Regions from separate parts of the Mus musculus genome. Here regions 2, 3, 4 and 5 are each linked to region 1. The links are chromatin loops, found by intact Hi-C in ENCODE. Cell type or tissue: heart. All regions are shown on one strand.

Evidence for each region. A loop is a pair of places that touch in the nucleus more often than their neighbours do. Peaks named below come from ENCODE experiments on the same cell type or tissue, not always from the same donor. Only the 100,000 strongest peaks of a DNase experiment are listed, where the experiment ranks them.
Region 2: a loop joins it to region 1, with 4 times the contacts of the local background. A loop is called at or near these places in 24 of 42 quality-filtered maps.
Region 3: it touches region 1 in a loop (8-fold over the local background); 24 of 42 quality-filtered maps call a loop at or near these places.
Region 4: a loop joins it to region 1, with 6 times the contacts of the local background. A loop is called at or near these places in 22 of 42 quality-filtered maps.
Region 5: it touches region 1 in a loop (3-fold over the local background); 7 of 42 quality-filtered maps call a loop at or near these places.

What each region holds. Positions count from the first base shown.
Region 1 is chr7:65,317,071-65,321,070 of GRCm38, forward strand. Tjp1 (tight junction protein 1) reads right to left here. Exons shown (of 27, transcript NM_001163574.1): 16 at 2,180-2,262; 17 at 1,294-1,504; 18 at 917-1,017. Among named protein-coding and RNA genes, the nearest start is that of Tjp1, 52 kb to the right of the region's middle. In heart, a CTCF peak has its summit at 2,413 (motif pointing right); no DNase peak of the experiment used is centred here.
Region 2 is chr7:65,640,434-65,644,433 of GRCm38, forward strand. No RefSeq gene overlaps it. Among named protein-coding and RNA genes, the nearest start is that of Tarsl2, 2.5 kb to the right of the region's middle. In heart, a CTCF peak has its summit at 2,113 (motif pointing left); no DNase peak of the experiment used is centred here; H3K4me3 peaks cover 91 bases; H3K27ac peaks cover 326 bases; H3K27me3 peaks cover 889 bases.
Region 3 is chr7:65,517,687-65,521,686 of GRCm38, forward strand. It overlaps a transcript of Tjp1 not described here. Among named protein-coding and RNA genes, the nearest start is that of BC046251, 62 kb to the right of the region's middle. In heart, no CTCF peak of the experiment used is centred here; a DNase peak (open chromatin) is centred at 2,305; H3K27ac peaks cover 229 bases; H3K27me3 peaks cover 200 bases.
Region 4 is chr7:65,496,190-65,500,189 of GRCm38, forward strand. It overlaps a transcript of Tjp1 not described here. Among named protein-coding and RNA genes, the nearest start is that of BC046251, 84 kb to the right of the region's middle. In heart, a CTCF peak has its summit at 1,973 (motif pointing left); a DNase peak (open chromatin) is centred at 1,982; H3K27ac peaks cover 271 bases.
Region 5 is chr7:65,369,258-65,373,257 of GRCm38, forward strand. Tjp1 (tight junction protein 1) reads right to left here and starts at 1,987. Exons shown (of 27, transcript NM_001163574.1): 1 at 1,553-1,987. The coding sequence starts at 1,579. In heart, no CTCF peak of the experiment used is centred here; DNase peaks (open chromatin) are centred at 1,754 and 2,034; H3K4me3 peaks cover 2,677 bases; H3K27ac peaks cover 2,730 bases.

The sequences.
Region 1 (4,000 bases):
CCTTCAGAGGCCACATGTTTCTGGATAGGACTCACTGAACATGCAGCATGCACTGCGGGAGCATCCGCACAACAGCCAGGCAGAGGGAGGGAGGGAGGGAGGGAGGGTCCATGCAGGGGCAAAACACAAAACTCAAACAAACAAGGCAACATAAAAACTTAAAAAACAAGCCAAAAACGCAGAGGGAGGAACTCTCAATATTCCTAACAACCACATGGATCTGACGAAGGCAGAAGGCACTAAAAACAAAGATTCCTTCAACAGTGTACTTTACGGAAACAATTCTCTCTCCAACAAACAGATCTTTCCCATCAAAGACTGCTCTAGACCAAGCTGACACCAGAAAGCGGCTGCTTTAATACTGTCCAAATCCACACTAGTTTGGTTACTGCTTTCCAGTTGGTTGTTAAGGATGTTCAAGGTGCCACTGGAGGACGTGGAGGGGATTAATTTCTAAGGTGAACTGCGAGGAGGGCACAGTGCTTCCTTTCAGTGTTTTGTGGAGCTTCAGTGGCTAGTGGCTCCTGCTATACTCCTGGTGGCCACTGGAGGGCGGTGTTCCCTCCACAGTACTTGTCTTTATAGGCCAGAAATCCCTTCACCTTGGGGAGGAACCTGAAGCAAGTTCAAAGTTATCTCTCCCCAGCCACATAAGGACAGAGTCAAAAATGGTTTTTAGTGTAATCTGAGAATTCTTTAACCGACAATCCCAGTAGACTAGTAATTTAGTTGAGGAGAAAATGTTATGCTTTCAACTTTATATACAAATGATTAAAAAAAAAAAGCATTATAAAAGCTTTTCCAAAATTTCTTAAAAATCTTACCTAATAAGAAGAAGAAAAAAAAAAAGGTAACCAAAGACATTTTTAATTAGTTATGTAATTTAGCAAGTGTGAAAAGTGGTAGGAAGCCATACCTTCCCCTCAGAGACCCACACCAGCTGGTTCTGTTGCTGCTGAATCGCTTCTTTCAGGGCACCGTACCAACCATCATTCATTGAGTTTAAGTTAATTGTAGCTGAAAATTAATGAACAACGTAGTTTAATGGTTAGAACATTGCCCCAAGGGACACCCAACCCTGTCCACCATCAGTCTGAGGAGATAGTACAAGTATTTCAAATTTCTATTTGGCATTACACTTCTCCTTTCAATCAAACATTTTTGCTTTTATATCACCAGTAAGCTCTCCAAGCAGAGACCATAAAAGCTTAGCATTTGAACAACATACCTTTCACTTCTATATTATTGCCTGAACACTGTAAGCTGAAAGAAAGCGTTTAATCCTATACTCACTTGTGAAGAGATGGTGATTGTTCTTACGAAGCTTATGAGAGCGTTCATATAGCTTCCTGGCGCTTTTCCGAGACTCCGGACACAACCTCATCCTCATTGTTTTTACACCTTGCTTAGAGTCAGGGTTAAGGAACACAACAATTGGATACCACTGCGCATAATTAAGACGATCAACCGCATTTGGCGTTACATCTAATAAAGCATGTTTATCCTAGAGACAGGAAGGAAAATACATACAAAGCACCATAAAAACTCATTTTCTTAAAAAACGCTGCAGGCTCCGCTATACTTCCATGTTAGCTGAACGTGGTGACTGCTATGTCTCAGGAGCACTCATTAAAAATTTGTAATCAGAATTTCTAGCTCAATTTAAAAACATTTTTTTTTCAGTTTTTTTGTTTTGTTTTGTTTTTTCGAGACAGGGTTTCCCTGTGCAGTACTGGAACTCACTCTGTAGACCAGGCTGGCCTTGAACTCAGAAATCCACCTCCCTCTGCCTCCCAAGTCCTGGGATTAGAGGCATGTGCCACCACTGCCTGGCTTATAGCTATTTTTAGGATTCAGCCATAACACTTGTAAGCTAACAACCACTACCTCTGTCCATTCTGTAAGTCAGTGCAGCAACTTAATGTTACTGACATCTCCTTTCAGACACATGCTCGGAAATGCACTGCTATAACACAGGGTTAAATACATCTCAACATCAGTCTTTCTACAGCAATGAAGTCCTGCTGATGGTGATCACAGATATCTTTTTGAAACTGTTATTAATGCTTCTATACAGTAAGGGCTTAATTACCCCAGGCTACATCAGCAATGGTGTTGGGAATCTCTCCCCTCATCAAACCATAAGCTCTATAGGATAGGTCCACTTATAATAACTTACCTGATCTATGATTTGCTTTATTGTATGAAGGCGAATGATGCCAGAGCTACGATGGTCAGTCCCAGCATCTCGTGGTTCACTTTCTATTCATGGAGACAGGACAAAAACAAGACAGCATTTCCACTGGTTAGATCATAATTTCTCAGAGTGGGCACTACAGTCACACTGGAATAGTACCTGGCTATGGAGCCATGCTGTATGTACAGTGTGGCATGTTTTGCAGTATGGATTCTGCCCACTAGAGGTCAGTAGCACATCATCAAGGAAAGCCCCTATTCATTTATTGTAAAAAGCAAAAATGTTTCCATCACAATGGGGGGAAATCACTAAAGGAGGTAGCCATCTACTCCCTAACCCCTGACCCTTGACCCCTGTAAAACCCCTATACTAGGTCAGACAACGTTTCCCAAGAGAACCAGGATTAAGAGAAGGCAAGTGAGGCGCTTACTCCAGGGTAAACTAAGGAGGCAAGAACTTTAGTAATCAAAATAATTTGATTATTATGATGTGGTACTTTTAAAAAGGTCACAACAGAAAAATCAATGCGCTAGGAAAAAGTATCAAATGTGATAAATACCTCATCTAACATGAGATGAAGATTTTAAAAATTATACTGATGAGTTTGCTTTTATTAAGGCCAGGAAAGTAAAATTATAATAAACTCTTGTTTGCTATAAACAAAGTGTTTTTTTTTTAAATCTGAGTTTTGACATGCTTATCTTTTCTTCAATGTTCTTCAATCCCATTAATATTCCTAAAAATCCCAGAAGCTATAGGCTTAAGGATGCTTTCTGTCCTTTGTCTGAAGCTTAGTTTCCCACCTTCCTCCTCAGTGACACAAAAAAATATCGTCTCATTTGTGGCACCCAGACACAGGGAAGCTATCCCTGCCTGGAGCCAGTCAGCCATGGGGGGCTGAGACCCTCTAGGCTGCTGCAGAGGCCTGGAGGTCTGCAGTTAGACACCTCACGTGTATCCCAGAAGTGTAAGTACTGGGCCAGGAGGAGCTGGAGAGGACGTTGTGGGACAGCCTTGTCTTACCTTATACATGTCTAATGCAGCCCAAGGACACGTGTCATTACTTGACTGCTTCACTAAGGAGAAGAGTGATGCTTGTGTGGGGGGAAGGGAAGCAGCTCTGGTGGCTCAGGTCAGAAAAGGCAGGAATGACCAGTGGCACCACTGAGTAAGCAGTAACAGACGGAGACTATCAGAAGACACGCTTCACAGGACGGCACAGACGGCAACACCACAAAACCTGACAGAAATGCTTCTATCCCTTAACTCAAGTTTCATGTGGGGCTGTGGCATAATCTGCATAAACCAATATACTATCCCCTAAAGCTAAGTTTTAGAAACCTTCAAACTTGCTTTCCCTCCATGTGAAACCTACAAACTTGGTTCTTCAGGAGAAATGCTACCTGCTGTATAATAGCCAAAAAAAAAAATCTGAAAAAAACAAGAGGTGGGGGGGGATTTTTTTAATGACATCTGAAAGTAGTAGAGGGGGAAATTTTAAAATCTGCTCAAATTTTAGTATATGAAAATCTGATTTTTAGAAAATAAATATCATCATTAAATTGCATCAAAATAAAATTAAAAGCAATATAAAAAGCAATATGCTAACTCTAATACTGTATATCTTAAAATGTCAATGAGTCTAATGTGGGCATAATCCTCTGGACAACACTACTGCCCACACACTAAACTAAACACTGTGCGGTCACATTCTGTGGCTTCTTCCTTCCTATAAGAAAACCATCATAAGTATGGGAAAATCTATCTCTTAGATAGATAAACGAGTGAAAAACAAGGTAGAAA
Region 2 (4,000 bases), 320 kb after region 1:
ATGGCAACAGTTCTCTTTAGTTTGGAACACTTCTATGGGTTTAGTCTTTTATGATATTAGTATTTTTAATTACAAATGCTTGTTTGTCTTTTTATTATATGAGGTTAAGTGCTCTGCTTGCTGATTCCCCATTTAGCCCTTGACATTGGTTTGTGAGCTAAGCTCTGCTTCTTTTTCAGTTTCAAAGAATTATTTGTATGAATGTGTGAATAATTATATTTTCAGTGGCTTATAATTCATTATGGTACTTAATTACTTTTACGTACAAATGGCCCCAGCTTAGTTAGTCAAAGTCCTTTGAGCTGGTTCTTGCCTCCCCATGACATATCGTTGTCGTGTTAGTGAGGAGCCCTACCCTGGTCTCCACAAGAAGACAGGCTTCTCCTGTCTTATCTTGGGTTCACATGCTCCGACCTTGACATAGCTCTTCATCACTGTGGAGAGGTGGGAGGGGGCAAGTCCTCTTTGTCAGAGTCCTAACTGCCACTTTGTATCTACTTCTTCACTGGTCTTCCTCCATAATATCTCTCTTCTACAGGGAGAATTCGGGATCCTGAGTCAGTATATACCCAGTCTCTTTCCATTTGAGTTCCTGAAATGACATCAGTATTTCTTCACAGTTTTTTACCTTCCCTCGGCCAAGACTGTGTGAAATCACTCGTCCTTTCTCCCTCTCTACTGTCTTCTGTTTGGATGATCATTGGAATTTATGTTTGCTTCAATTTTCTCTCAAATGTGTCTAGTGCTTTATCAGTTGTAAATACATGTTATTTGTTTATAGGCCTTCAAAAGTCAACACAGCAAAAGGATGTAGCCAGAGCAGGGTGATTCTCTGGGTGTCTTCCACTGGTTTCTTCCTTCCTGGTCCTTTGTAGATAGCTCATTTCATTGTTTGCTGGTCTACACCTCAGTTTCTCTCTGGGCTGATAAGTAGATGTAGACAGGTTATGTAACATGTCACTTAAGCTCCTTTGAACTTAGCTCTTTTTCACGTTAACAGTACCTCCAGGAAATGCCTCCATATACATTTTTTTGTTTGTTTTTGTTTTTGTTCTTTTGAGACAGGGTTTCTCTGTGTAGCCCTGGCTGTCCTGGAACTCACTTTGTAGACCAGGCTGGCATCAAACTCAGAAATCCGCCTGCCTCTGCCTCCCGAGTGCTAGGATTAAAGGCATGCGCCACCACCGCCTGGCTGCCTCCATATAAATTTACAAAGATCTCCCTGATGGCTTTTAAACTGCTACATGATCTTCCATTGGGTCATTGTATTAAATTGATGAAACCAGCATCTATGTAATTTTACACACACACACACACACACACATCATTGAGTTAAATTTTTGTACCAATGCAGTTTAGTGTTCTTAGAAATATATCTACAGCTCTTAAGCTCTTCTCATTCTCATCTCTAGCTCTCCTCTCCCTCCCTTTCCTCTCTCTCCACGTGGCCATGGCCAGCCTCTCTCCTTCTACCTTCTCTCTTTCTCTCTGCCTTTCTACAATAAAGCTCTAAAACAAAAAAAAAAAAAAAAGAAAGAAAAAAAAGAAAAGAAAGAAAAAAAGAGAAAGAAATATATCTACAGAATAAATTCCCAGCAAGAGCCATGTATACAGTAGACCCTCCATTTCTATTCATTCTGTTTCTGTAGGTTCAATGGACCATAGACTGAAAGTATTTAGGAAGAATCACAGCTATACAGCATGTAGTCTTCTCTTCCCACTCCTTCCTACACATCATTACAGTGGACACAGCATCTACACTGTACATCATTAGAGATGATGTAAGGAAGACAGGATGGTGCAGCCAAGTTAAATGCAAGAATTTGGACATGTTATGTAAAGGACTGAAGCACTTATGGGATATCTTTGGGAAATAACTCTTTCCCATTAACCAATTACCTGTGGATATTGGGGGAAAACTACATGCAGTTTTCTTTGATATTGTCATTGGTTTATCTTGCCGGCCCTTTTCTAGAGTTTTTAATCGATAGCTTTCATTCTTTTGTTTTTATCATTGTAAATGTTAGTTCTTATATGTTCTCAGATTCATGCGCTCCTAACGTTTGTAGTATTTTATTCTTCTCATTTAAAATTCTGTACCTCTGCTCCCTCTTGTGGCACTATGGTGTGTGTGCATGTGTGCAGATGTGTGTTGTGTGTGCATGTGTATGTACATGTGTATGTGTGTGTTCATGTGTGTGTGCATGTGTGTGCATGTGTGCAGATATGTGTTGTGTGTGCATGTGTGTATGCATGTATGTGTGCAAGTGTGTGTACGTGTGTGTGCATGTGTGCAGATGTGTGTTGTGCCTGCCTGTGAGTGTGCAGATGCATCTTCCTATGTGTGCATTTGCATGGGGAGGTCAAAGGACAGCCTGGAGTATTATTCCCCAGGAACCCACTACCTTGTAATAAAGCCTTTCACTAAAACCTGGACTCTTCGTTTAGGATAAGCTGGCTGGCCAGCAAGCCCCCAGGGATACACCTGTGTCTATCCATCAGTGCTGGATATCACTTTCTGGTCCTCATGCTTGTAAGGTAAGCACTTCACCACTGAGCTATCCTAGCCTCTCTGTTTCTCTCTTCCCCTTTCTTCTTCCCTTCTGCTTTCTTTCTAGTTTTTTTTTTATCTTGCTATGTAGCCCAGACTAGCTTTAAGCTGATGGCTACCCCCATCCACCACTACCACTGCTTCCACCTCCAGGAGTGCTGTACAGATGTACACCACTGCACCCAGCTGTGCCTCTTCTTCCCACAGAAGAGGTCTTCAATTTCCACATGGAAGACAATGGCATCTCTTGCTGGGAGTGATCTGTGAATCTGATTAACTCCTCAGCTCCTTCCACCTATTCCCCAGAGTTACATTTATCCACCTGTCTGTCCACCTTGCTCACATTACCCAGACTCCATTTCTCAGAGTAATTTCTCACCCTTGAACTATCCCACCCCAAGATAAACCCTATTTTGGAACTCTTATTGCCTCCATTACCTAGATTACATCATGAGACATGTTTGACTAAATGCTACCCTCTGTGCCTTAGTTTCTGCATTATACATGGGTATAATGGTATCATCTCTTTTAATGAAGATTTAAGAAGTGACTATTTCCAAATCGCTTCGTTCATGTCTTGGCACATTCTAGGAACTTAAGAACAGTAAAAGCCAACTTTTGTTCTTGCCACAGGAAGCTTCTTGCTCATGGTTATAAGAGAAACAAAGTCATGTGTGAACTTATTACTGGAGTCTTTAGAGTCAAAGCCTGGCTTCTGGAAGTTTCAACGACATAAGCTCAGCTAACCCTCTGAAACATGCCAATTAAAATGACAGTTAACAATAAAAAGCAGAGAAAGGAGATTTATTCATTGTGGTTACAGTGGGAAGATGAACAGCTACAGGGGTTCAGCCACCTACCCCAAGCCCGTCATTGGGGTGCTAATATGAGGTTTAAGTTTAAGTAGAGGCCAGTGGTGGAGGTGTGGCTCCATCATCGGCTTAGTTCCAGTCTGTCCAGCAATTCCTAGGGCAACTCCTCCCCCAGGGGGCAGCAGGGCTTCAGCCCTTTCCTGCTCCAGGATGAGAGCTTAATTCTTTGCGGACCACTGTTTCCAAAGTCCGATAGCACAAATGTTTCTACTTAAAATAATCTTAAGACAGTTATAAACAGCATTTGCTCTAGACTCAAATAGTGAACAATGTTGTGCTGGCCAGGCTGAAGTTTTTGTAGTGCTCTTCTGTGTGTCCTTGCCAAGTGCCACTGTATTTGCACAGCCTTGGCATGAAGGTCTATTTTCAATGGCCGCTTTTCAGAACCTGTTTGCACAGTGTGGTGACTGCAAGAATTTAAGAGGGGAATGAAAGAAATCCATCAGGCTTTGCTAACGGTTTGGACAATCTGGTCAAGAGACGCACCTCCTCTGGGCTTCAATATCTCAAACTCCAGTTTCATTAGACTGAACACACTTCCAGTAGCACCTGGACATGCCTCCAAACGCTAAAGATG
Region 3 (4,000 bases), 200 kb after region 1:
TTGATAGCTTGTGCCAGGATGCCAGGGAACACCGGTGAGTGCTGCTGCCTGCGATACCAGCTCAGATTCAAGACGGCCACACAGGATTCACTGCATTTTTTTTTTTTTAACTGAAGATAGGGTTTCTGCTCTTATAGAAACACGATGTATGTTTCTATGCAGAAAACAAACAATATTTTCCTGCCGTCAGTCTTTAATGTATAAGTATCAAATTAGCATATCTCTGAATTTTGCTGGGTTAGAATGTTTGGTTTTAAAAATTGCTCTATGGCCCAGTGTGGTGGTGCATGCCTTCAGTCTCAGCACTTGGGAAGCAGAGGCAGGCAGATCTCTATGAGTTCTAGGCCAGCCTGGTCTAGATAGTGCGTTCCAGGACAACCAGGAGTATGTAGAGAAGCCCTGTCTCAAAAATAAATTAACACATACATGCCTACATAAACAAAAACTGCCCTTTGAATTGCTGATTTGAGTTTCAGAGAAAAAACCTGTTAAATGAATTTTGAATTGGGATTATGATAACGTTTGCAACAATTTCTGAAGTGGCCTTAAACATACCTGTATCGTTTTATACTTATGAAAAGTAGCACTCTCAGGATTGATGACTGATTATCAAATCAAGATGCTGCCCAGCTCTGAGACATGGTGAAGGCGCTGTGCCAAGCAGCACAAACTTTCCGCAAAGACTGAATTCTTTTTTATATTAAACAAGCATATCCCTCTCCCTATGCAAACCGGCTTCAATCTAATGAATAACAAAATTATATGTATACTAAAGAATGTTTTAAAATAAGTTTTTAATAATTTGTTATTATTGAAATGTTATATGAATACCTATTTTATATGCCTATATAGCTGAGGTCACTTAAAATTATCTTGGTAAAAAAGATTTAGAAGTGGAAAACATTTAAGAAGTCCTACCAAAGAAAATGATGCATTTTATATTTCAAAACAGCTAGAAGAAAGGATACTGAATATTTTTATCATAAAGAAATAAATTAAAGCCGGTCGTGGTGGTGCACGCCTTTAATCCCAGCACTCGGGAGGCAGAGGCAGGTGGATTTCTGAGTTTGAGGCCAGCCTAGTCTACAAAGTGACCTCCTGGACAGCCAGGGCTATACAAAAAAACCCTGTCTCGAAAAACCAAAAACCAAAAAAAATAAGAGGTAGAGCTCTCAGCTCCTTCTCCAGCACTGTGTCTGCCTGCATGCCGCCATGCTTCCCACCATGACAACAATGGGCTAAACCTCTGAAACTGTAAGCCAGCCCTAATTAAATGTTTTCCTATACAAGAGTTGCTGTGGTCATGGTGTCTCTTCATAGCAATGAAACCCTAAGACAAGACCCATGTAAGTCCAAACAAACAAACAAACTAACTAACTAACTAACAAACACAGTTTCATTTGACATGAAATAAACTCAATCTAAAATCAATCTCTCCTTCCCCAATGCACAGGCCTTTTGCCTCCCTCCTCCCTCATTCCTCCCTCCTTCCTCTCTCCCCGAGGTGTCCCTCCTTTCTCTGACCCTAGTATTATGAAGCTCAACCGAGTAGTTCAGACTCTCGAGGACAGTTCCAGAAACACTCAAAGGAGCTCTTTTTGTTGACAGGGAAGCATGGGTCTAAGCACCTTACATAACTTCTCTTAAATTAAGGAGAAATTAACGACTAACTTACAAGAAAGCTGTTCTTTCCCAAACCCTAAATTTCATTAGTTATAAAATGATGAGTGTTGTCTCAGTAGGAGTACTACACACATCAGATCAACTAAAGCAGGGCAGCTGGACTCTGCTGTAATTACAGACAGGAGTAACTGGAGGACAGAATGGCACTAGGGTCAGATCCTTGACATCTTCTGGAGTAGCCGTGTGACTCAGGACAACGGTTTAAATCCTTCAAAATCTCAGGTTCCAGTGGGGTTTGGTGGTTCACACCTATAACTCCAGCATGGAAGACTGAGACAGGGGGATTTCTCTGTGTAGTGAGTTCTAAGCCAGCCTGGACTTCAGAGTGAGAAAGCTGAGTGTAGTGAGAGGGGAGGGGAGGTCTCTCTCTTCATGTTCCTCTCATTTTCTTATGGGACCACATTTTCCTCTTGGGCATAGCCTATGTGCCCACAAGGCAAGACCCTAGGGCCCTCGAGTTTGACTCTCTGTTTCCAATGTAGCCCTTTTCTTGGCTCCTGGAATCCGGCTCCCAGTTAATGGCTGTATTAACTGACCTAGGTGTGGGCTATACTGGAGGCTCCATTATCTTAGCCGCCAGGAGGGAAGCATGCATGCTCCCCCTGCTGGCCATGAAGGGTACTGCAGTCGGCTTCCTAGAGAAGGCCCTCATTTGGGGACTAGCTGGCTCCTGCCCAAACGTTATTACCAACCCAGTAAATTGTTTATCATTTCCTCGTAGTTCCTTGTGTGTGCAATCTCCTGGATGAGGCCACCAGGGAAAAGTAAACATCAATCTCGCCCTATCAATCATGTCACACCTGAAGCCGCAACCCCCTGGCTGGCTGTTGGCTGCTGTCCAAATCCAGTCCTAGAACCTTCTGACATAAGCCAGCGAAGTTCTGTAAGTCCCCCAAGAAACTGAAATATCACTCTTTTAAGACACACAGTGATGCAACAGACCTCCTTGCCACCATGCACCGCCTCTCCCTCTCCCAGGCCCTTCTCTCAGCTGGAATGTCTTTCTGCTCCCCATCCTGGAGGCCAAATGTGTCCAGGAGCCTCTGGCCTTCACTCAATATGTGTGCGAATTGGAAGCTTGGCTCACAGTTACTTCTGACCACACCCCACATAGTACAAACCACTTTCAAGCCGCTCTGCCTCACCCCTTTCAAGTTTCCAGTAACAGATCTTAGTAACAATGAAGAACTGGGCCAAATAAACAAATAAGATGGTAAAAATGAAGCAGTTACATAAGAAGAAAATTGTTCACAAAGATTATCACTCATTCTACAAGATACTAACTTAGGGGCTAAAGAGATGTCTCCGCAGTGAAGAGCATTTGCTACGGTTGCAGAGGGCCAGGGTCTGGTTCTCAGCACCTACTTGGTGATTCACAATCATCTACAACTTCAGTTCCAGAGGATCCAAAACCCTTCTGTGACTTCCACTCCATAGTTACGATGCACACATACAGTGCCCATGCATACATGCAGGCAATATGCTCGGGCACATAAAACAGTAAATAAACCAGGAGTGACTACTAGCCTTAACGGACTCAAGGCAATGCTAACGAGGTAGTGCAGGACTGTTTGCCGCAAAGGGGATTCTGAACAAAGGTGTGGGAACAGGAGGCTTGGGGTACTGAGGGCAGTGTGGCAGCCGGCTTTTACAGGACACCAACCCCTACAAGGACATATCACTAAGGTAGTGATGGACGGAAGAGATGGCTTAGCCAGTAAAGACCAAATTCAGTCTCAGGGACCCTGGTGGGACGGAAGAACTGGCTCCTGAAAACTATGCTCTGACTTAAACACGCACACACACACACACACACACACACACACACACACACACACACAAAAACACACACACACACTCTCTCTCCCTCCCTCTCTCTCTCTCTCTCTCTCTCACACGCACACACAAATAAATAGATGTAATTAAAGTGTTTTTTAAAGGTAGTAAACTTTCTTTGTAGTTTATAGTTATCAGATTAGAGACGCCCCAATACTTCATTCATGTAATAGATTAATAATAACTGGCTATTCATTATATTTGTGAAAAGAACCATATCCATAATTTGCTTATTTAAAAGCCATGTAATAGGCCCTATTGCTGAAGATACAATGCCCTTCAGACAGGGCTCAGAGACCCCTGAGCTGGAACTAACCTGAAAGCCCCTCCCTGACGATCAGAGTACCAGAGGGCACCACGCAAGCTGCCAAGGGAGGCACCCAACAGTTCTACCCAGCTAAGATGCCCTTGAACTACATCAGTGACCAGCATTAACACAAGAACCCTAGGGGTGCTGCAGTGGCAGGCACACCTTGGTGGT
Region 4 (4,000 bases), 180 kb after region 1:
AAAATGTGGTACATCTACACAATGGAGTACTACTCAGCTATTAAAAAGAATGAATTTATGAAATTCCTAGCCAAATGGATGGACCTGGAGGGCATCATCCTGAGTGAGGTAACACATTCACAAAGGAACTCACACAATATGTACTCACTGATAAGTGGATATTAGCCCAAAACCTAGGATACCCAAGATATAAGATACAATTTCCTAAACACATGAAACTCAAGAAAAATGAAGACTGAAGTGTGGACACTATGCCCCTCCTTAGAAGTGGGAACAAAACACCCTTGGAAGGAGTTACAGAGACAAAGTTTGGAGCTGAGATGAAAGGATGGTCCATGTAGAGACTTCCATATCCAGGGATCCACCCCATAATCAGCATCCAAACGCTGACACCATTGCATACACTAGCAAGATTTTATCGAAAGGACCCAGATGTAGCTGTCTCTTGTGAGACTATGCCGGGGCCTAGCAAACACAGAAGTGGATGCTCACAGTCAGCTAATGGATGGATCACAGGGCTCCCAATGGAGGAGCTAGAGAAAGTAGCCAAAGAGCTAAACGGATCTGCAACCCTATAGGCGGAACAACATTATGAAGGAGCTCTTGACTCTAGCTACATATGTATCAAAAGATGGCCTAGTCTGCCATCACTGGAAAGAGAGGCCCATTGGACACGCAAACTTTATATGCCCCAGTACAGGGGAACGCCAGGGCCAAAAAGGGGGAGTGGGTGGGTAGGGGATTGGGGGTGGGTGGGTATGGGGGACTTTTGGTATAGCATTGGAAATGTAAATGAGCTAAATACCTAATAAAAAATGGAAAAAAAAACCAAAAAAAAAAAAACAAAAAAAAAAGAAAACCAGAGCAAAGACAGCAAGGTAAACAGATGCCTACTGTGGCTACAAAATTGCCACTTCAAACAACTGCAAAAACCGTGGCTGTAGCCTTGACCCCACTCCCATCTGCTCACTGGACTTCTAGGCTGCTCTCATCTTTTACACAGAGCCAGCAGCCGTGGTCCCTTCTGAATCACCTGGGATGAGATGTGCCCTCACTTAGAATCACAGCTCTCCTGTCTTTTATTGCACTTCTCTTTGAAACCTGTCAAGCCAGCATTCCACTGCTGGCGTCATCCCATCCCCTTCACACCCCACTGCTGACCCAGGTGAAGGGCAGGACAGGGTCATCCCATCTGCTCCACAACCATGCCTGTCGGTCCCCAGGTGTCCCCCCCCCCCCTTGATCCCTCAGCAGGAATCTTACTCTTCAGAATCTCCACTCTCTCTTTCCAAGCAGAAATCCACTTAGAGAAGTCACCACCCCCCCCCCAGCTCCCTCTAACTCACTCCTGCCTGCGGCATTCTCTGTTCCCCTTTCTGCAGATTGTCATCTACTCAGCTGTCTTTACCCAGAAGCACCTGAGTCCACCATCCATGAATACGATTTTTGAAAGATCAAAAATAAAATAAAATAAAATAAAATAAAATAGTTCGAAAGTCAGGAATACATGTATGTATGTATGTGTGCATGTGTATGTACTTATATATGTACGTATGTATGTATTTTCCCCTCCAGAAGAAATAATAAATGTTCATGAACTTAAATAAAGTAAAGCCTGATTATTACTGGTAGCAAAGAAGGCTTCAAAGATGTATTGCAGTGATTCCCACCTTCAACAGGGTCACTGGTGGTCCATCACTGCCCCAGTTTACCATAGTACATGGTATATTATCCACCTTCAGACAAGCACAGGGTCACGGTCCCTTAAATCCCCACTTGCCCACTGCTGTCAGCAACTCAAGTGGGCCAAGGTTCACTACTTTTTACATCTACACTAAAGCCCACATGTCATGAATTCATGTAGAGTTGTGATGGATGAGAGATAGCCGCAACAAAATAGTGTCTTAGACCAGACTGTTTCAGCAGGCAGCCGAACCACACAGGCTAGAGAGTACTGCCCCCCTGTGGCTGGCTGAGAGGCCACGACAGCCGGCCAGCCTGCCCTTGGGGCCCACATCTACAATGACAACATCAGAGGCCTGCTGAAGGGCTGAGAAATAGGTTACATGGCAGAAGCATCCTCCCCAGGCTCCGTGTCCTGGACGATGTGAACACACAACCTGGGTATCTGCTGGAGTGTAGACATGCCAGCTTGCCCCCACAATCCCTTAAGCAAGGCTCTCCACAGGGCTGCAGTGCAGTAGTCAAGTTCTTAGCCCATGGCGAGGGCCAATTCACATGGTGTCCAGTCCACGGACTGTATTGTGCGTGTGCTGCTTTGATGCACAAGAGGCATTAGCCAATATTAAATGTCAAATACGACTGCTCTTGGTACTGACAGCCCAAAAGGCATCTGGGAACTTGGGGGTCTTTGTTGTTCTCTCTGCATTGAACCCACTCTGTAGTCTGGCGCCCCCTCCCCACCTGTTTTTGGGGTGAGACTTGTCTCCTCTGGAATGTTTGCAAACTCTGGTTCTAATTCAAGACACACTCTCACCCAACCCCAGAGAGTCTACACACACTACACTGTCCCTGCCATTTCCAAAGTTTGTACTGAGTACTCACAAGGCCCCGGAACCAGCCCTCAGCACGCTGCAGCTGAAAGCAGATGCGGTGCTAGTCAGTCACATCTGAAGGCAGGAAAAGTGACGTTCTGGCTACCTAAGTGCTGTGGCTGACGTCTGCCCCGTGCTCTTCATATGTTCAAATCCTACCCCTAAGGTGACAGAGGAGGGTGGCATCAGGAGGTGGGGCCTCTGGAGGTGGCCAGGTCAGGAGAGTGGAGGCCTCATGGATAGGATCAGCACCCCGATGAACAGGCTGAAGGCAGTTTGCTTGCCTCTTCCACCACTTGAGGATACAGTGAGATGCCCATGAGCCTTCTGGAGATGGAGATCAGCGGTAGAACTCTTACCCAGCACGCACATTTTGTTAGAGTAGCCTGAAGACCCACATGCTGCATATTCGAATGTCAGTCTTTGGAAACACAACTGCTGCCCAGGCCTGCTGGTGACTCTAAAGCTGGGGCATCACCGCAAACAGTCAGGGGACGCCCAGAATACTGAGCCCTCGAGCAGCCCCCAGGGAAGGCTCTGAAGAATAAGTCTTCTCTGGATCACCCGTGAGGGTGTAACGAGGGTGACTTGACATTGCACTCTCGTCTTGCCAGAAGAAAGAAAATGACTCTGTTAGCTTATCTCTAAGCTTATAAAAAAGAGCTGAGGTTCCACAGCACATGACCCTTCCTCGCCAACCTTACTCCTCTCCCAGCAGGCGGTCAGATTTCATGAAGGGTCAGCTGCATAACATGAGGTATTTCTGCCCCCTCAAAACAAACAACAAAAACAAAACAGCATGCTTTAAAGTCTAAGCAAGGCGATGCTTGGACTTTTGTAATCCTATAAGTACATAGGAAGCTGAGGCAGGAGGATGGTGAGTTTGAGCTAGAGAAATTGTCTATGTCTCTTTTCCATTGCTGTGATAAAACACATACAGGCAACTTATAGAAACAAATGTTTAATTTGGGCTCACAGTTGAAAAGGGTTCTGAGCATCATGGCGGGGAGCATGGCAGGAAGCAGGCAGGTATGACACTGGAGCAGTAGCTGAGAGCTTACATCCTTATCCACAAGTGGGAGACAGAGAGCATGGGCTTTTGATTACTCAGAGCCCACCCCCAGTGACACACCTCCTCCAACAAGGCCACACCTCCTAATCCTTCCCAAACAGTTTCACTGAGGACCTAGTATTCAAACACGGAAACCTATAGGGGCCAATTTCATTAAAGCAACCACAGGAATGTTGAAAAAAAAAAGATGAAGGTTAGGAATAGCTCAGTGTGACAGGATTTGCTTAGCCTGTGCAAGGCCTTGGGTTCAGTTCCCAACACCTCAAAGATGTTCCAGGCTGGGTGATGATTGGCAGATGCAGGCAGCCTTCTCCGCCCCATCTTCTCTTCCAGCCACAGCAACTCTGCCTTCTCTGTTCTGCTGGCTGCTGAG
Region 5 (4,000 bases), 52 kb after region 1:
TATGTCTTCACAGGGGTAGGAGAAACAAAAGCACCCTATGTAAAACAACCATGGAGCTGGAGCTTAAGCATTTTGGGTTCCCTGAGAACAATAAATGTGACTTAGGGAAGGAGGCAACTGGTTAACACTGCATTCACTAGCTCATTGAGGGAGGGCCTGGCTTTATGTAAGACTGCATCCAAGAAAATAACCCTTCAGTTCCCAGCTAAGGACGCAAATATTTAACTACAGAGGTGCCCCTATGTGCCATAAGATCTCAATACCATAATTTATGTGTAAAAGCACACCTTCTAAATCACCTTGCCACAGCAAGCTATTGGAAACACTTCTCTTGGAATAACACTTTCCAAGTGTGTTGTCTTGACTAACAAGTACCAGAGCTCACACTCTGAAACAAACTGACATTCTGTGTAATATGGCAACAAAGCCTTTCATCCCAGGAAAGGAAGTCCCAGCAAATGCAAATATCATCACTTATATTTTAAAAGTAACAAATGTTGCACTGATTCTAGTTTTTGGACCCAGTCTTTCTTTTAGATCTCTTATCAATGTTTGCTCAAAAAAAAAGATACAAACTAAATTACTCCTACAGGAGCAATACTCTATTCCTTAAAACAATCTATACTAAACCTTGTATCTGCCAAAGAAACAAGGTCCTGTCAAGAATTCAGAAATTTCCATCTATTCTCAAAGGTTATGATTAAGTATTTCAAATAGAAAACTACATAAAATCACCACCTGTTTAAGCTGTTTGAATAACGGATTGATTTTTCTCACACTGTATGTCTGTCATTGAAAAAGCAAGCACTTTAGGATTTTTTTTTAATTAAAACGTACAAAAGAAGGATTCTACTTCATCTTTAAGAATTTTAGCCTAATGTAATAATAATATAACACACTGTCAAGAAGCACACTTCAAAGCACACAGGAAAATAGGCAAGTTGTTTTGTGCAGAATTCACCGGGCTCTTTTGGTTTGCACCCATCTTACTGTCCATGTGTAGGGACACTTTGTGCTACTTCTGAAAGTTGAAATTAAAGTGCTTAAAAACTTTCCTCCTTCTGTGGCCTCACATAAATAATAAACCTCAAAATAAACCATAGCTACTCTAGAGCTGAGTGTTTTGCTGTCTCCAAGCTTTATCGCTGCCATTGCGCATACCGCAGCGGGTGACATCAGATCGAAACTATAGGGTTTCGTCGGGTACCAACCACTCCTCCAGAGCCAGCCCCGCGGCTACCCACCCACCCTCCTGCTGCAGCTGACACCCCCGGGTCTCCGCAGACACGCTCCCGGGACCTGAGAATCCTCACCCGGGGCGACTTTCCAGGCGCGGGACCTGTTGCACGTCGCCTCCCAGCGCGAGCCGGAGCCAGGCACCGGCAGCCGTGCACCTGCCCGGGCGGCAGGCGCACCCCCAGCCCGCCCTCCCGCCTTCCCTCACCGCCCCGCCGCGGTCGCCCCCGGCTGCCGCCGCGGGGAGGGCGGGGCGAGGCTCCCCCGCCGCCCCCCGCCGCCCAGCCCGCCGCCCGGCTGGCCGAGAGGTTCTCACCTTAGCGGCCGCGGCCCTGGCGGACATCTTGTCTCTCTCCGCGCCGCGCGAAGCTCCTCGGACCCGAAACTCCGCGCCGCCGGCCCGCCCGCTCCTCACGCCACCGTCCGCATAAACATCTCCCGGGGACGAGCGGGGCAGGGGCGGGGGAGGCCGGAAAGGCCCGGCCCACGGGGAGGGGATTCAAGTGGGACAAAAGTCCGGGAAGCGTCCGCCCCGCCCGGGCTTCTCCGCGGGGCACACCCGGCCGCCTGCTCGGCCTCCGCCGCCCTCCGCCGGCTCGCCGCTCCGCAGTACCCGGGCCTCCGGCTGTCCCCTACACCCTCGGGCGTCTCCTCCAAAGCCTGCTCCCGCACGTAACTTCCCCGGAACGCGCGGCCGCCGAGAGACGTGCCGTCGGCGGGCAGAGCCGTCGCGGGCAACTCAGGCGGCCACGCAAAACCTGCCGGACCGGGCCACTGAGCATGCCCAGCCGGCGGGGGCGGGGCCTCCGCGAGGGGCGGGGCCAGGCCGGGTCCGACCCCCGCGCGGAAGGAAAAGCTCGGCTACCCAAGTTACTTGCTAGGCGGTTTCCGCTGCCGCGCGATCCATCCTGTTTGTTTTTATCACAGATCCGGCAGAATTCGATTCACCCCCACCCCCGAGAACCCCAAACTCCTGTGTACTAAAGCTTTTTGACTCCCTACACAGACTTGTCTACTTTCTCCTCAACCAGCAACCCCAGATGGGCCCCACGCAGGAGTGTGACAATTAAGGTCGGCCTGGCCAATACCCAACTGTGGTTTCTTTAGCCTCGCAAGTAACAATGGTCACAACTGTCACCATGTGTCTCGGCACTGTTACCCCATTGGAGATATGTTTTTGTTTAAAGCACAACAGAAGCGTTCTAGAAGGCTCAGGACAAACCGACTGCCTTAAATAAACCAGGTACAAATCTGGACACTGAGATAATCCCAGCCCCCTTCTCCCGCCTCGCTAGACAGGGATCTCAATAGAATATTTTAGGCTATCAAGATTGCTGAAATTCTTGGCCCCTGAAGAGACAGAGCAGGCTGCCTGCCTTTCTAAACCAGAAAAGGATGTAAGGACACGCGGAATTCAACAAGTTCAATAGGCCACTGTGCAAACTTAGGCCAACTGTCTTGCTGAACCAAAAAAAAAAAAAAAAAAAAATTAGGTAGAAAACTATTTCGAGCTTCATTAATTTACATTCTGTATACTGCAAAGCTCTTAAGGAATATTAGAAAAATTTAGTAACATTAGATAACATCCTAAAGTACCTAGCATAGTGCTACAGTAGCCATACAAGGAAGAGGGAGACAGAAGCATCGGCTTTTAGACTATTGTTGTCTTTTGAGAATTCAACTATATGACCAATTTAAACCTAATTCTAACTTGGAAATATCCATACATGAAATGTAAACATCAATTAAGGTTTCAAAGTCAAGTATTTTGTAACTCTAAGCCAGCTGAACCAGAAAAGAGCATCGTGCAAACCAAACCCTGTTTCTCGGCATGTAGGAAAACAGTTAAAGTCAGTTTTGTTTTTTGTTTTGTTTTGTTTTAGTTGTGGTGTGTGTAGTTATTTCACAGGCAAAGTGTCCTGTGTTCTCTCAAAGGGGGTGATTAAATTTATCCTATGAGAAAACAGCATTATAAAAGACTTGGGTGTGCTGTGGCTGAGAAAGCGGTTCCTGAAGGACTTTCATACCAGGGAGGGCATTACCATTTAATAAGAGATGCACTCTGCAAACCTGCCTAGCAGTTTGATGCGCCTACTCCTTCCCTTTTCTCTTTGGTCAATCAGTTTATCAAGTCTATTATGTAAGCTAAATATTAGATCACTACATCGTGTCTACATCTAATTTACCTGATTGGTCTTATCTTGCCATGGCTTTAAAAAAAAAATGAAATCAAGGAAAACCATTTCACTTTCAGAACACTTTGCTTTAAAAAGTGTGTCAATTAAAAATTTCCAAATAATGTAACCATTCTTAAAATTTTTCCAGTGGTATTTTGAGTAACCAAATTAAATTATCTAACATGAACTATAAGCTGCACTAGGTAAGTTGAATAGATTTTTTTTTTTTCTGAAACAGGGTTTCTCTGTGTAGCCCTGGCTGTCCTGCAACTCACTCTGTAGACCAGGCTGGCCTCGAACTCAGAAATCCGCCTGCCTCTGCCTCCTGAGTGCTGGGATTAAAGGCGTGCACCACCACGCCCGGATTCTTTTTTTTTTTTTTTTTTTTTTTTTGTGAATAGATATTCTTAATATCTAAACCAAACTATATTTGTATATCTTTTCCAAATAGCAAGGGAAGGGTCCCATCATTTACAGAAATGAAGGTGCGGGTGCCATCATGAAACCTATTAATTTGTATCCTAACAAAAATAATTTTAAAAAATCATTTTTAAAGAAAAACACTTTTGGAGGAATCTTATCTCCTC